Linked DNA regions of Mus musculus: region 2 is linked to region 1. A link is a contact called in ENCODE POLR2A ChIA-PET data. All regions are on one chromosome and are shown on one strand. The core of a region is the stretch at or near the end of the contact, and the rest is flanking DNA. Distances in the headings are between cores, read along the strand shown.

Region 1 (6,417 bases), core at 45-2,544:
AGTACTGGGCCATGCTACCTCAATTGGTTTTAAAAATTATCAGTGCTGGGAATTGAGCCCAGGGACTCAAGCATGTTAGGCCAGGCTTGGATCACTGAGCAAAATTCTTAGTCTCGCTTCTCTCTCCCACTTTTAGGCACCTCGCAACTCCAACCTATTCTTCATTCTACAGCTGGAAAATACATATCTAATCTCCACCTTTTGAAGTTCTCTAGTGGGTGGATCCACCACCTTCAGGACAAAGTTCAAACTAAGAGGCCTCAGCTATATACCCTCCTACTTTTCTGGCAAGTTCAACTTTTCTCCCCTGGAGGCTACACTTCAAACATATCAAATTACTTGTTCTACACCAAGTCTGGACAGATCTTTTGCCCAATTCAACTTGAATAACTCATCACCCAGGTCTTCGTTCAGGTGTCACTCACTCGGGGAAATGTCCTTGCAGATTCTCGAGTTTTCCAAGCCCTTTTCCCAACTGAGCTTACTCTACGGCTTTCCGGTAAAACCCCTTAGCAACAGGGTCTGGTTACCAGGCTTCAAAATTCCACCTTTGCCCTTGGTTAGCCTCAGGCTATCCGGCTGTATCCGCAACTGGGGGAAACTATTTCATCAGTCTGTTGTGCGAATTAAATGAGATGATGTAAGGCGCTGACAATTTAAGAGTTAGCTGTTACAGAGGACTAAGAAAGATCCATTCCCGTGTCTCCTTATTCCCGGAGCCAGTTATGCGCGTGACTTAGACTGAAGTCACATTTTTGTTCTGGTCTCACTTCGATTTTTTTATTGGACAAGGTGGTTATAACAGCCCCGGAGGCGATCAGGTATGGAGCTTGTCACGACTTTCGTTCCGCTCGCTGCCCAGACTCGGGACGCCCCCAAGTGGTTCAAGTTCTGCAGCAAGAGCCCGAGCGAGGCCGACCACACCATTCCCGATTTTAAAGGAAGAATCGACTTTCCCAGGCATTAAGTTCTTATTTATAAAAGGGGAGCCTCGTCTTTCGCTTCATAGCTTCAAAGTCTACCAGACCCGGTAAAACTAGAACTGGGGTTGTGAATGGGGCGGAGCGAGCTGGCTCGCTTTCCTCCCCTAGCCCCAGGAGGGCATTGGTACTTTCCTCTCTCAATTCCCTCTCAATAATGGTACGGTCGCGGAGGGGAGATCCGGGAGGACTCTAAGGCTCGGCGGAACGGAGTGGCGTGGAATCACCCCTCCGGCTTCGGCGCAGTGGTATCGCCTGCCGCGCGCTGATTGGCTGCCGAGGGCCCGCAGTCGGCCTCAGCCCGCCGCGCCGCCCTCAGAGCAGCTCCAGCAGCCGCGCCGCCTGGCTTTTCGTTTTCCTTGTTCTCCGCGGGCCGTGGCGGGGCTCCGCGCCGCGGCTGTTAGTCATGTCGGGTAGGTGACTCCGTCAGCGAGCAGCGGCAGCGGCGAGAAGGGGTCCGGTGGGTTCTGGCCGTCTTCCCGCCCACCGGAGGGCCGCGAGGGAAAGACTCCGGCCTGAGGGAGGCTGGGGTGGGGGGAGGGAGGGGGGCGGCCGCGTCGCCGCCATGTTGGACCGGAGGCACGCACGCTCCCAACGCTCCCTGGCTACAAATCACGGCGGGAGCGCCCCGGAGCTCTTTTGATCCTGCCCTTGGAACCTGGGGAGATGAGCAGCTCCCCGGGGAGGGTGTGTGTGAGTTGGGGGGGGGGCGGAGGCCCGTCTACGCCATCGTAAGGGCGGGGGGAGCCGAGATCTGAGCATCAGCCTGAGGACTGGGGGCTTCGGGTCCTCCGCGCCGACTCAGATCTCTCAGCGAGGCCTCCGGCCGGTCGTCTCGCCACCTCGTTCCTCTGTTTCCCCATCCGAGAAGTGGAGCTGGGCCTTCCTGACTCACCCATTCATCAGGTGGGAGTCTTACGCTCTGGGAGCCCTTTTCGAAGCACTTTGCCTTACCCGAAGTCGCGCTACGGTCATTCCCTCTGCTGTAACCATTGGGGTTGCGGGGCGGTGTTTGTTTATTGGGCTTCACCTTTGTACTCCCTCCTCCACTTGTTAATCTCCTGAACTTAGAATTAAGCCTTGCCAGTTACTGACGAGCACTTTTAGGTCTTCGTGGCATTTCCCTTAAGACTTTAGAGACCAAGGACAGCGTCTTCCTCAAATTAGTATTTATAGAGGCCACTGCTGTGTGGAAGTGAGGCTTTCCCCCCTCCGGACAGGCAGTCTGGGTCCTGTTAAACCAGAACTTAAAAGTCCTCTGAATTCTAACAGTTCCAGTTGACCACATAAGGTCCTTTCTTTGGGCTACACTTACAGGTGGCAAAGACAGACCCAGAACGAGAGTTCTTTACTTCTGAGGAAAACATTGCCTAAAGCCATATGGCTGAGATGACATAATGACTTTGGTAGTTTTTCACCTACTTATGAGAGAAAGGATCTCATGAGGTATCCTTGGCTCAACTGGAACTCGATATGGAGTCCAGGCTGGCCCCAAACTCACAGATCCACCTAACCGCTGGCACTAAAGGTGTGCACCACTATGCTTGGAAGATTTGCCCTTTTATTAATTAATTGGCAATCCTTTTCTAAAGGTTTTCCCAGTCCACCTGGAGGGATGTGTATGATCAAATCTGCAATTGGAGAAGATTCAAAAGGAGCGAGAAAGACGGGACAGAGAATGATGGTCTTCCCTCAGATTAGCAATGATACTGAGGAGCTAGAAATCTCATCTTTTTGGGTAGGGTACCTGTATGGTGGAAAAAGCTAGGCTGAAGTGAAGTTAGCTCTTTTTAAATTCTGCTTTTTGTTCAAACAAGGGATTATTAGTTCCAGAGGAGAAATTGGCATATTTTTTCCAGGTAAAGGTCCAGAAAAGGATGTACAAGTGCATCCTTAGGAAGGGTATATGTAGGTTAACCGTGACTTAGAAAATTAAATAGCTCTCTTCATGTAGGAATTACCAAGATTCAGTGTAAGCAGTGCTCAGGGATTGTTTGGGACAGGATCTTCCAGTGTGTCCTAGGCTGGCTTTGAACTCATCATCTTTTAACAGCTTCCTGAGTGGCATTGCAAGCTTGCTACATTTGGTCCACACTGTTGGTTTTTTATTGTAATTATTTATATAAGACAATGACATTTTTATAGGACTGAGTAATTTCAATGAAAGATTTAAATTTAAAGGCTTAAGTTAGGATTTTTTTCTTACTGTTATATACAACTTAATATGTTTTGTGATGTATATGAAATACCTTGACTTTTGAATAAGTGACTTGTTTAATGTGTGTTAAATTAATACACTTAACAGAATAAATCCCCCCCTGTAAGTAACTAGTATTATTAATAAGCTACATCCTTTAAACATTCCAGACTACACTTAGAAATTTAATTGACTTATTTAGATGTTTGCTGTGGCAGAAAGACCCATGGTAAAAATGTAGAAGCCAGTGTGGTATGCATAGAGCTATTTTGGCAGTTAACTGATAGAGAGTATAGGTCTTGCAAATCTAAGGACAAGTGAATCCTTCACCTGTTAGCCAGATAATGAAAACTGAAATCCTTATAAATCTTGGTTTTACAGATTAATTATAGATTTGAAGGACTATCAGTGAAGGAATGAACAAAGGGAAAAGTCCTAGTGTGTGCAGTAACCAGGAAGCTTAGATACTGAGTAGACTCTTAAGAGTTCGTAATCTGGAACCTTTTACTTTTAGTACTCATTTAGCCTTTAGGAGACCACAAAATATTATAAAAATTTAAAAAGTCTGGGCTAATTAATGTTTTTGGGTTCCTGGTTGGAAATAAATGAAAAACTTACTGTTCTTATTTTTGAGACATGGTCTTACTAGCTCTCGATGGCCAGGAACTCACAGAAACACCTGCCTCATATGTGCCGGGCTTAAAGGTGTTCACCAAGCCTCAGTGAGTTGAAGTTTTTTGTTTTTTTTTTAAGGTTTATTTATTATTATTTGTAAGTACACTGTGAGGAATTCTCACAACCTAGGTCCAAAGAATCTGAGAGACTCAAATTTTTCAAAAGGTGAGTTCAAGGTAAATATTGAACTAGGAGCAGCTGTCAACGAGTCAAACGACAAACAGGATTAGGGAAAATGTTTTTAGGTTGAAGATTTAAAACAAAAACCAAACAAACCCCTCCCCAACAATATATTATATGGAAAGGCCACATAGATTTGAAAAAAAGGAACAAAATATAATTTTCTAAAATTTCATTAGCATGTGGGTGTGGGTGTGCTGTGGTGTACCTGTGAAAGCCAGGGCAACCTTAGGCGGTCTCTTTCACCATGCAGGTACCAGATGCTAGACTCAGGTTGTCAAGCTTATATCAGGTATCTTTACCTGATGAGCTGGCTCACTCTTCCCTTCCCCCAGATATAATTTACAAAAGTGGTAAGTGAAATAGCAAACTTAGGAGAATTTTAGATGTAGTTGCAGTCTGTCTCACAAAACTCAGAAGGGTAGAGAAGAAACTAAAATTTTGGTGGGTATTGTTGTACACACTTGTCACCAGTGCTCAGGGAGCTGAGTTGGGAAGAGTTCTAGTTTTAAACCAGCATGAGCTACATAGGAAACTCCTGTTTTTTGTTTTGTTTTTTTTAAGATTTATTTATTTCATTTATATGAGTACAATGTCACTGTCTTTATGTCTTCAGACACCAGAAGAGGGCATCGGATCCTATTACAGATGGTTGTGAGCCACCAGATGGTTGCTGGGAATTGAACTCAGGAACTCTGGAAGAGCAAGCAGCCAGTGCTTTTAACTGCTGAGCCATCTCTCCAGCCTGGAAACTCTTGTCTTTAAAAAGAAAAAAATCTAGAAAAGTTAAATTGTTCTTATTTTTGAGACATGGTCTCACTAGCTCTAGATGGCCAGGAACTCACAGAAACACCTGCCTCATGTGTGCCAGGCTTAAAGGTGTTCACCAAGCCTCAGTGAGTTGAAGTTTTTTTTTTTTTTTTAAGTTTATTTATTATTATTTGTAAGTACACTGTAGCGGTCTTCAGACACACCAGAAGAGAGTGTCAGATCTCATTATGGATGGTTGTGAGCCACCATGTGGTTGCTGGGATTTGAACTCAGGACCTTTGGAAGAGCAGTCAGTGCTCTTAACGGCTGAGCCATCTCTCCAGCCGAGTTGAAGTTTTTAATCAAGAATTAGTTCAAACATGATGCCTAGGAATAATTTCGAGCAATCTATGAAATTACAGATTATAAAATAATAACCCATAGAAAACAATTTTAGGAGGGGCCCTGGAGCTATGGCTACTGCTCTTGGCACAGAGAACCAGAGTTGGCTACCAGCACTAACATCTTACAGCCCACAGTTACCTGGAATCGCCAGCTTCAGTGCATCTTACATCTTCTCTCTTGCATGCATGTGTGCATACTTTTACACGGATGAAAACTAAAAATGTAAAAAGGTTTTAAGAGAATAAATAATGAGTTTAGTCGGAAAATAATGATCTTGATATCAGATAAATTCAAAGTCATACTGGTCTTTGCTAAAATAATTAATTTATAGAAAGGAAGAGGAGTAAAAATTGCAAGGATAATAAAGGCAAAAGCTTTGGTTGACATTAAGATAGTAAAGTATGTTTTAATGGAGGCTGGTAATTGTAAATTTTGCCAGGAAAAATGCAAAAATTTAGTTATGAGGCCACAGAAATAAAATATAAATAATAGTAAAATTGTGGATAAAGAAAATGTAATAGTAGGAAAGGAGTTAAAAGGAAAAGAAAACCTACGGTAGATAGAAAAATTCTAATTTAAGATGTTAGGTACATGTAAAAACAAAAACAATCCACTTACATCACAAAGGTGTTCATAATGTTAAAGTACCTAGATAAATGCTGTTCAGCAGTTGAGGACATTAAACACATGTTGGAGGGTAAGATGGAAAGAGTAACCAGGCAAACATCACCTAAAATGGAGTAGTGTGCGTGCAGCTAGTGTGTATGATAAAAGAAAATTCATAAGTCAGGATTTGTGGCTCATGCCTATAATTCCAGTGCTTGGATCACAGGTTGGACACACTTGGTTGTTTGTCTTAGAATCACTATTGCTGTGATGAAACATCAGGACTAAAGCAACTTGGGGAGTAAAGGGTTTGTTTGGCTTACACTTCCATTAATGTTCATTATGGGAAAAGTCAGGACAGGAACTCAAACACCAAGGAACTTGGAGACATAGCTAATGCAAAGGCTATGAATGGGTGCTGTTTACTTGCTTGCCTAGAATTCAGAACCACCAGCCCAGCAATGGTACCATCCACAAGGAGCTGGACTCTCCTCTATCAATCACTGATTACAAAAATGTCCTGCAGCTGAATCTTAAGGAGGCAGTTTTCTTAATTGAGGTTCCTTTCTGATGACTCTGTGTCAAGTTGACATAAAACTATCCAGGACAAATAACCCCTCATCA
Region 2 (6,755 bases), core at 3,258-5,757, 280 kb after region 1:
TCAGCTTGACCTTTAGCTGATGATCTGCCTGCCTTAGCCTAGGAGTCCAGGATTAAAGGTTTATTCCACCATGCCTGCTTTCAACTGATCTTTTCTGACATAGGCACCTGTGCTGAGCTCTGCCGTGGTGACTGGGACTGTGGGCCAGAGGAACAATGTGTCAGTATTGGATGCAGTCACATCTGTACTACAAACTAAAAACAGGTAAAAATAAAAATAAAAATTACTGTTCCTCCAAATCTTCCCCAGACCAGGCAAGTTGTACATTTGACTTCCATGGGAATTCTAGAAGTTTGGTAAAATGAAACCTATGTGTTTCCCTATATCTTCTCCTTTTTTCTTCATGAAGAAGCACCTACCAGAGGATGGTGCTTCCCAAACCTTTAGAATAATTTTCCAAACCAGTCTACCCAGGAGAAAAATCAAACTATATTTGAGCAAGAAGTTAAAAAATCACCCCCAAATGATGTCTGTTTATGACTGTGGTATATATTTAACTATGTACAAATATATATTAAAATGAAAATCTTGTGCCTATTTGATTTCTTAACTATTTCGTTTGAAAAGACTTAGTGGACAATTTTGATCTCAGTACTTATCTTCAGCTCCATCTTTGCTTTATCTGTAGCATGTACAATGTATGCTCTTCTACCAGCAATCACTATAAATGTAAGCTTAAAATATTTATTTTATAATTAACATGACTGTATTTTGAATACTGAAATGTGCACACCCTTACTAATTCCTTTGGGATATATCCCAGCATGTATAATTGATGACCAAAGCATACTCTCATGTTGGCCCATATTAACCTAAGCAGATACTTTTTCTGTAAAAATATTTGATGGGATTCATATTATTGCATGTTTCCCTATTTAATTTTCAGTACCCACTAATTTTTTAAAAAAGAATAAAAAGCTACCATGATTAAGTTGTATTAATATGATTAAAATTGTATTAGCAGATTTAGCTTATACTCTAAACACCAAGCTGTCTGAGCCAACGAGATTGATCAGTGGGTAAAAGTTCCTGCTGCCAAGACTGGTGATCTGAGTTTGATCCTTAGGACCCACGTGGTAGAACTGACTCTCAAAAGCTGTCCTCTGTCCTCTACATGTGTGCTATGGCAGGCACATGACTGCACACACACACACACACACACACACACACACACACACACACACATTGAAACATACACACCTGAAACCACATTTTAAATTAAAAACAAAACCCAAAGAGTCAGGAGCCATCACAGGACAAGCTAATAGCTAGCAGGTGATCTTCCTGGAATGGTCTGCCTCGGAGTATAATAACCCATGAGAGATTTGCTCCGATTGGATTTGCATGGCCCAGGAGAAAATCACTTTAGGAAGTATTCCTGCTATTATGTTTTTCCTGTTATTATTAAATATATTTAACAATCCCTGGGTATTAGCCCATCCTTTTGAGCAGATCTCTGCAGATCTACAAAGATGTACTGCCTTATAGTGATGCTATATAGACAAATAGATGACTTAATTCTTTATGATGATCCTATAAGAATTACTAAAATTATTTACTAAGCTCTTTTATAGTGGGACTGCTATTAGATACTTTTCTGATAGTTAAAACTGCAATGAGAACTTTGTCAGTCTCCATTGTGTCACCAATGAATTGCTTCTAGATAGTAACCAGACTTTCTACTACTCAAAGCACATTCCAAAAGGTTGTAAAACCATTAACCAAAGGTCATAAAAAGGGAACTAATGATTTATTATAGATGCTAGGACAGAAGATAAAATATTGACTGGATTTATCTATACAAAACATCACTAATAACTTAGTTATGTTTTTTTAACTCTCAAAGAACTTGTGGAACTTTAACAGGTGATGAATCTTTAGTGGGATAATTACTCCTAATGGATATGCATGTAAACACTCTCTGTTGTAAACTTCAATTTATGATTTGAATTTGTGTAAACTTATGATGAACTTTTTACCATCTGATCATATATTCTGAAAGATATATTAGTGCTAAGGACAAAAAAGAAAACGAAGAACTGGGCTGGGGAGAACTTTTTAGACAGAACACTTTTTAGACAGATCTGAACAGAACTTTTTAGAATAGAACTGAGGATAATTCTTTTAGTCAGGACACAAGAGAACTTTTTAGACAGAATTGAACTCAAGAAGAACTTAGAAGTAAAGGCATATCATTGGGAGAAAAGGCATTGAGAGTAAGAGCATTGCTGTGACATCAGAGCAGGAAGAGAGAGCAAAATGAGGAGAATGCAGAGTGGAATAACTTAAAAACTATAGGTAACATAAAAATCTAAGAGAGCAATGTGCAGAATGCAGAGGGAAAGAGGGGAAAAAAGAAGCTGCATAGAGCAGAAGGAGCAGGCAGGCTTCTCCTTACCATGGAACAGAACAGGTCTTTTCTGAATAGCAAGGCAGGCTTATTCTTATAAAGGAACAAAGCTTTCTTCTTACAAACTTGGGTTTAACTCATTTAGCATTAAAAGGCTAGAAGCGTTTTCTTTCCCTATGCAATAAAGATTGGAGCTCTTTTTCCATGTAGAATCAGTGAGTTCTTTCTGAAACCTGTGCTTGGTCTTTTGCTCCAAATGCATATGTAAGTATAGACATGTGTGTGTAAGTATGTAATTGTGAGAATGTATGCAAGTTGGACACAACTGGTTTTAATGGAAGTGTATAAATGCACATATGTGATTCTGTGTATGAATTTACGTAAGTTTATGCATATTTGCTTATATAAAAGTTTTTCCTTCTGCAAGCATTATTCTCTTCTGGTTCAATAGAAGTTTATTGTTCAATAGCCTGACAAGCAAGAGGCATCTGAACAAAAGGGAAAAGGTTCTAGCAATTAATCCTTTACTTAATCTCCTGCTGTTTTAGGATGAGGTGCTAAGTGCCAGAGACTGCAGTTTCTGGCCTCAGGAACATAGAAGGCAGGTCAGCTACAGTAGCACAGTAACTTGGACTTACATAAGTGAACTTTTAATTATTATACTACAACCCTAAATATCTCACAAGACAAAAGTCGTACCCTCCGCCAGTGATCTTCCCCCCTCTGCTACCTCAAGGAGAACCAACAAGAAAGAAGACCCCACCGGGGCTGGCCCCCAGCACCAAAGTGTTCATGTTCAGAGTATTTATCTATCCAGCCCACCTGTAGTGCTTTCTGGCTTTCTGATGGTGCTATGGATTTCCAGCATCAAGATCTAATGTTTCTCATTGCACTCTGGGCAGTAGCCAGGTACCCAAAACAGCAGGTCTCGTGTATAATTTTTATATCTATTTCTCCAACAAAGAATTTTCTCAAAGGCCATCTTCCCTGATTACTGTTCATTTCTTCCTATAGCTTCTACCTGGAAAAAAAAATGTGTCTGTTTGGAGCTCTGTGACCAAGAAAACAGTTGAAAATGGAGGCCATGTATGGAGATTACAAGCAGCACAGTGGAGTGGGACAAGGAGTTGTTTCTTTTAATAAATCATTAATGTAAAAGTCTCAACACTTCTTGAGTTATTTTCTTGGAGGTTGTTATGGTTTGAATATGACACGTCTCCCTGGTCCATAGTTGATTGTACTGTTTGGGAAGAAGGGGCCATGCTGGAGGAGATAGGTCAACGGGGTATTTTGTCCTGGGCTTGACATGTTTCTTGTTGTTTCCTGGTTGCTTTAGGTGAGAAGCCTCAACCAAATACCCCTGCTGTCACGATCATTCTCCTTTACTACAAAGCAGCAGATTCAGTCAAGCATAGCCTTAAACCACCTAAAATAGTGCACCAAAAAATTAATAATAATAATAATAATAATAATAATAAATCCTCCTTCCTTTAAACTGTTCCTCTCAGTTATCTAATCCTAATCGTGAAAAAGCTACTAATGTCAATACGTTAAGTTTTTGTCTTAGTCAGGGTTTCTATTCCTGCACAAACATCATGACCAAGAAGCAAGTCAGGGAGGAAAGGATTTATTCAGGTTACAATTTCCACATTGCTGTTGATCGCCAAAGGATGTCAGGACAGGAACTCAAGCAGGTCAGGAAGCAGGAGCTGATGCAGAGGACATGGAGGGATGTTACTTACTGGCTTGCTTCTTCTGGCTTGCTCAGCCTGCTCTCTTATAGAACCAAGACTACCAGCCCAGAGATGGTCCCACCCACAAGGGGCCCTTCTCCCTTGATCACTAATTGAGAAAATGCTCCACAGCTGGATCTCATGGAGGCACTTACTTCCCCAACTGAAGCTCCTTTCTCTGTGATAACTCCAGCTTGTGTCCTATCAGAACATCAAGAGTAGAAGGAAGCCATATAGCTCACTTTTCTGTCACTGCCATGTAGAAGAGTGCTCTCCAACTCCAGCCAGAATCTGAAACTCTAGCAACGTCAGCCCTGCCCAAGAGCAAACTTTCTGAGAGGGTAAGGGGTGGTGGGTGGCCTTATTTCTGCTGCCTTTTACCTATCCTAATCACAGAACGACTTGCAACCTACAGTTCAAATGATGGCTTTCCGGAACTGGAGCACACACCCAGGCCCTGCCCCAAGCGGTGCCCCGGAAGTATTTCCCAGGCTTTCTCACGGAGGAAAAATGGCGGCGGTGCAGGTCGCCGCCTCTCTTCCTTGTGGGCAGCCGCGAGAGGCCCCGCGGGAACTGTCGCCGGAGCAGGACGATGGGTTCCGCCGCTTGTCTGCCAGGCTCCGCGCGCTGCAGCCGGATGACAGCACCGTGTCCCGCATGGAGATTCACCTGCTCTTCGACCAGCTCATCTCCGAGAACTACAGCGAGGGCGGCGGCGTGGCCCCCGAGGTAGGCGGCGCGCCTCATCCTGCCCGGACAACGGCTGGTTCCTCCCTCCGGCCCCTCCGGCTCTCACCCACGTCCCGGATGACTTAGTTCCAGGCTGGCTTTCTCCCTCGGTCCGTGCCATATCTCTCTGCCCTCCATCTGAAAGCTTGCAAGCCAGCATCTTTTCAAAGGCTTCTGCTCTGACGCCCTCAGCTGCCATCCCTGGTGAGCGACTCCGGGAATGTCGGAGCGAGGGTAGTCTTAGTTGATTTCGCTGATGTACGCACTGAAGCTCACAAGAGATCCAGCGTCACGGTTTGGGCAAATGGCAGAGCTAGATTGGAACCTAAATTTGTCGTAAGGCCTGTATTTTCTGTTTTGTTTCGGCACTAGCTCTCGTTTGCTTCCACTTCTCCTGTCAGGATCATCTCATTCATACACATCCGCTCTTGTATATCACTGATTCCCAGAACCCCTGAGCCAGTCCTACCTGCGAGCATCTCAAACTTGATAGCTCGTATAGATGAATACATTGTCTCCCATACTCCTAATCCCCTATTCATTCTACCCTACCCCACCCCAAATACACACAAGGCATGCACACTGCTTCTTTTCTTTACCCTGGAGCCTGTTGGATTAAAATTCTTCAGTCTGTCTCAAACATGTTTCTCAGTTCACACTCTTCTCTCCCTAGTCTCTCACTGATCTTCCTCTATTCTAGCCCCATTCCAGACTATTCTTTGCCAGAGTCTGCTATTGGAAAAACAAAAACAAAAAACAAACAAAACGCATACAAGTGTACGCATAATCAGAGATTTTCTATGTATATTGGCAAATGGCAGAAGCAAGCGGCCAAACAGTAAGAGAAAAATATGGGGCTTAAGGATGTAAAGGGGAAAAGAATCCCGAGCAGCTCACCACGGATAAGGGAGCAGAGTGGAACTAAGTGAAATTAAGGGAGCTTTTTATTTATATACTTGGCTATTTTGCACAACAACAACAACAAAATGTGTGCCTTTCCATTCTTCTCTCCTTGTTCTCCTCTTGGGTTCAGTCACTTGGCACTTGGTGCCTCGGGTTCAGGCACCTGAGGACATTGCGCATCTCTGAGAGTTCCCCCACTCCATCCCCTCCCCTTGTTCTTTGATTACTTGTCTGTCTGGCAAAGTTCTATTTGTTCTTCAGATCTTCTTTGTTATCTTTCTGTCTCCCTCTCGAGGAGACAAGTTCTCTGTGGTTCAGGGAAGTGTTTGGTTCATCTTTGGAGTCAAAAAAAAAAAAAAAAAAAATACCTAGCCTACTGCCTGACACGTACTATATGCCCAGAGCCTTTCTGTTCATTAAGCATCTGTAGATGGTGTAATCTGTGGATAGCATCCTCTCCTCTCTCTCTCTCTCTCTTTCTCTCCCTCTCTCTCTCTCTCTCTCTCTCTCTCTCTCTCTGTGTGTGTGTGTGTGTAAGTGTTATTTCTGATTTGCCCAATAGCATTGCATGCTTGGCTCATTTGGTATTTTTAGCTGTAGCTGTAGCATGTGCGTTTCTGTGTTGGCATTTATTTAATAGCACTGTATGGTAAAAAGCGCTTTTCCTTTCCTTTAGTCCTAACAAATTTTTGTTAACTTCATTCCTCCAGCCCCCACTTTCTGCCTCATCTTTGACTCGGATATTTTTTTTTTTCTCATTGAGTGTGGAACAGTCAGTGAGCTTTTCCGTTTGACTATGGGATTTGGGGATGTTCACTTGGCTAACAGGTGCATTTATCTTTGTTTTCCTTTTTTTTTTTAATAGGATGTCAGTGCTCTTCTTGTGCGAGCTTGTCAGCTGGTGCCTCTTAACCAGAATCACCTTGTGAGCAAAGTGTGTCAACTGATCCATCGTTTGCTTAACAGATTACAGGTAATCCTGTATGTAACCTGAAGGCTCAGATCAGGGAATACCACACCCGTTGTAGATCTGATAGGCT

The links. ChIA-PET counts read pairs that join two places held with the same protein, here RNA polymerase II (POLR2A).
Region 2: POLR2A ChIA-PET joins it to region 1 with 13 read pairs in Patski. The contact joins the promoter of Heatr6 here to the promoter of Taf15 in region 1. POLR2A ChIA-PET finds 5 or more read pairs at or near these places in 3 of 5 experiments (Patski and embryonic stem cell).

Annotation. Positions count from the first base shown.
Region 1 is chr11:83,471,814-83,478,230 of GRCm38, forward strand. It overlaps Taf15 (TATA-box binding protein associated factor 15), which reads left to right and starts at 1,295. Exons shown (of 16, transcript NM_027427.3): 1 at 1,295-1,393. The coding sequence starts at 1,387.
Region 2 is chr11:83,749,130-83,755,884 of GRCm38, forward strand. It overlaps Heatr6 (HEAT repeat containing 6), which reads left to right and starts at 4,508. Exons shown (of 20, transcript NM_145432.3): 1 at 4,508-4,812; 2 at 6,581-6,688. The coding sequence starts at 4,594. Wfdc21 (WAP four-disulfide core domain 21) reads left to right here. Exons shown (of 3, transcript NM_183249.2): 2 at 104-204; 3 at 3,365-3,517. The coding sequence ends at 198.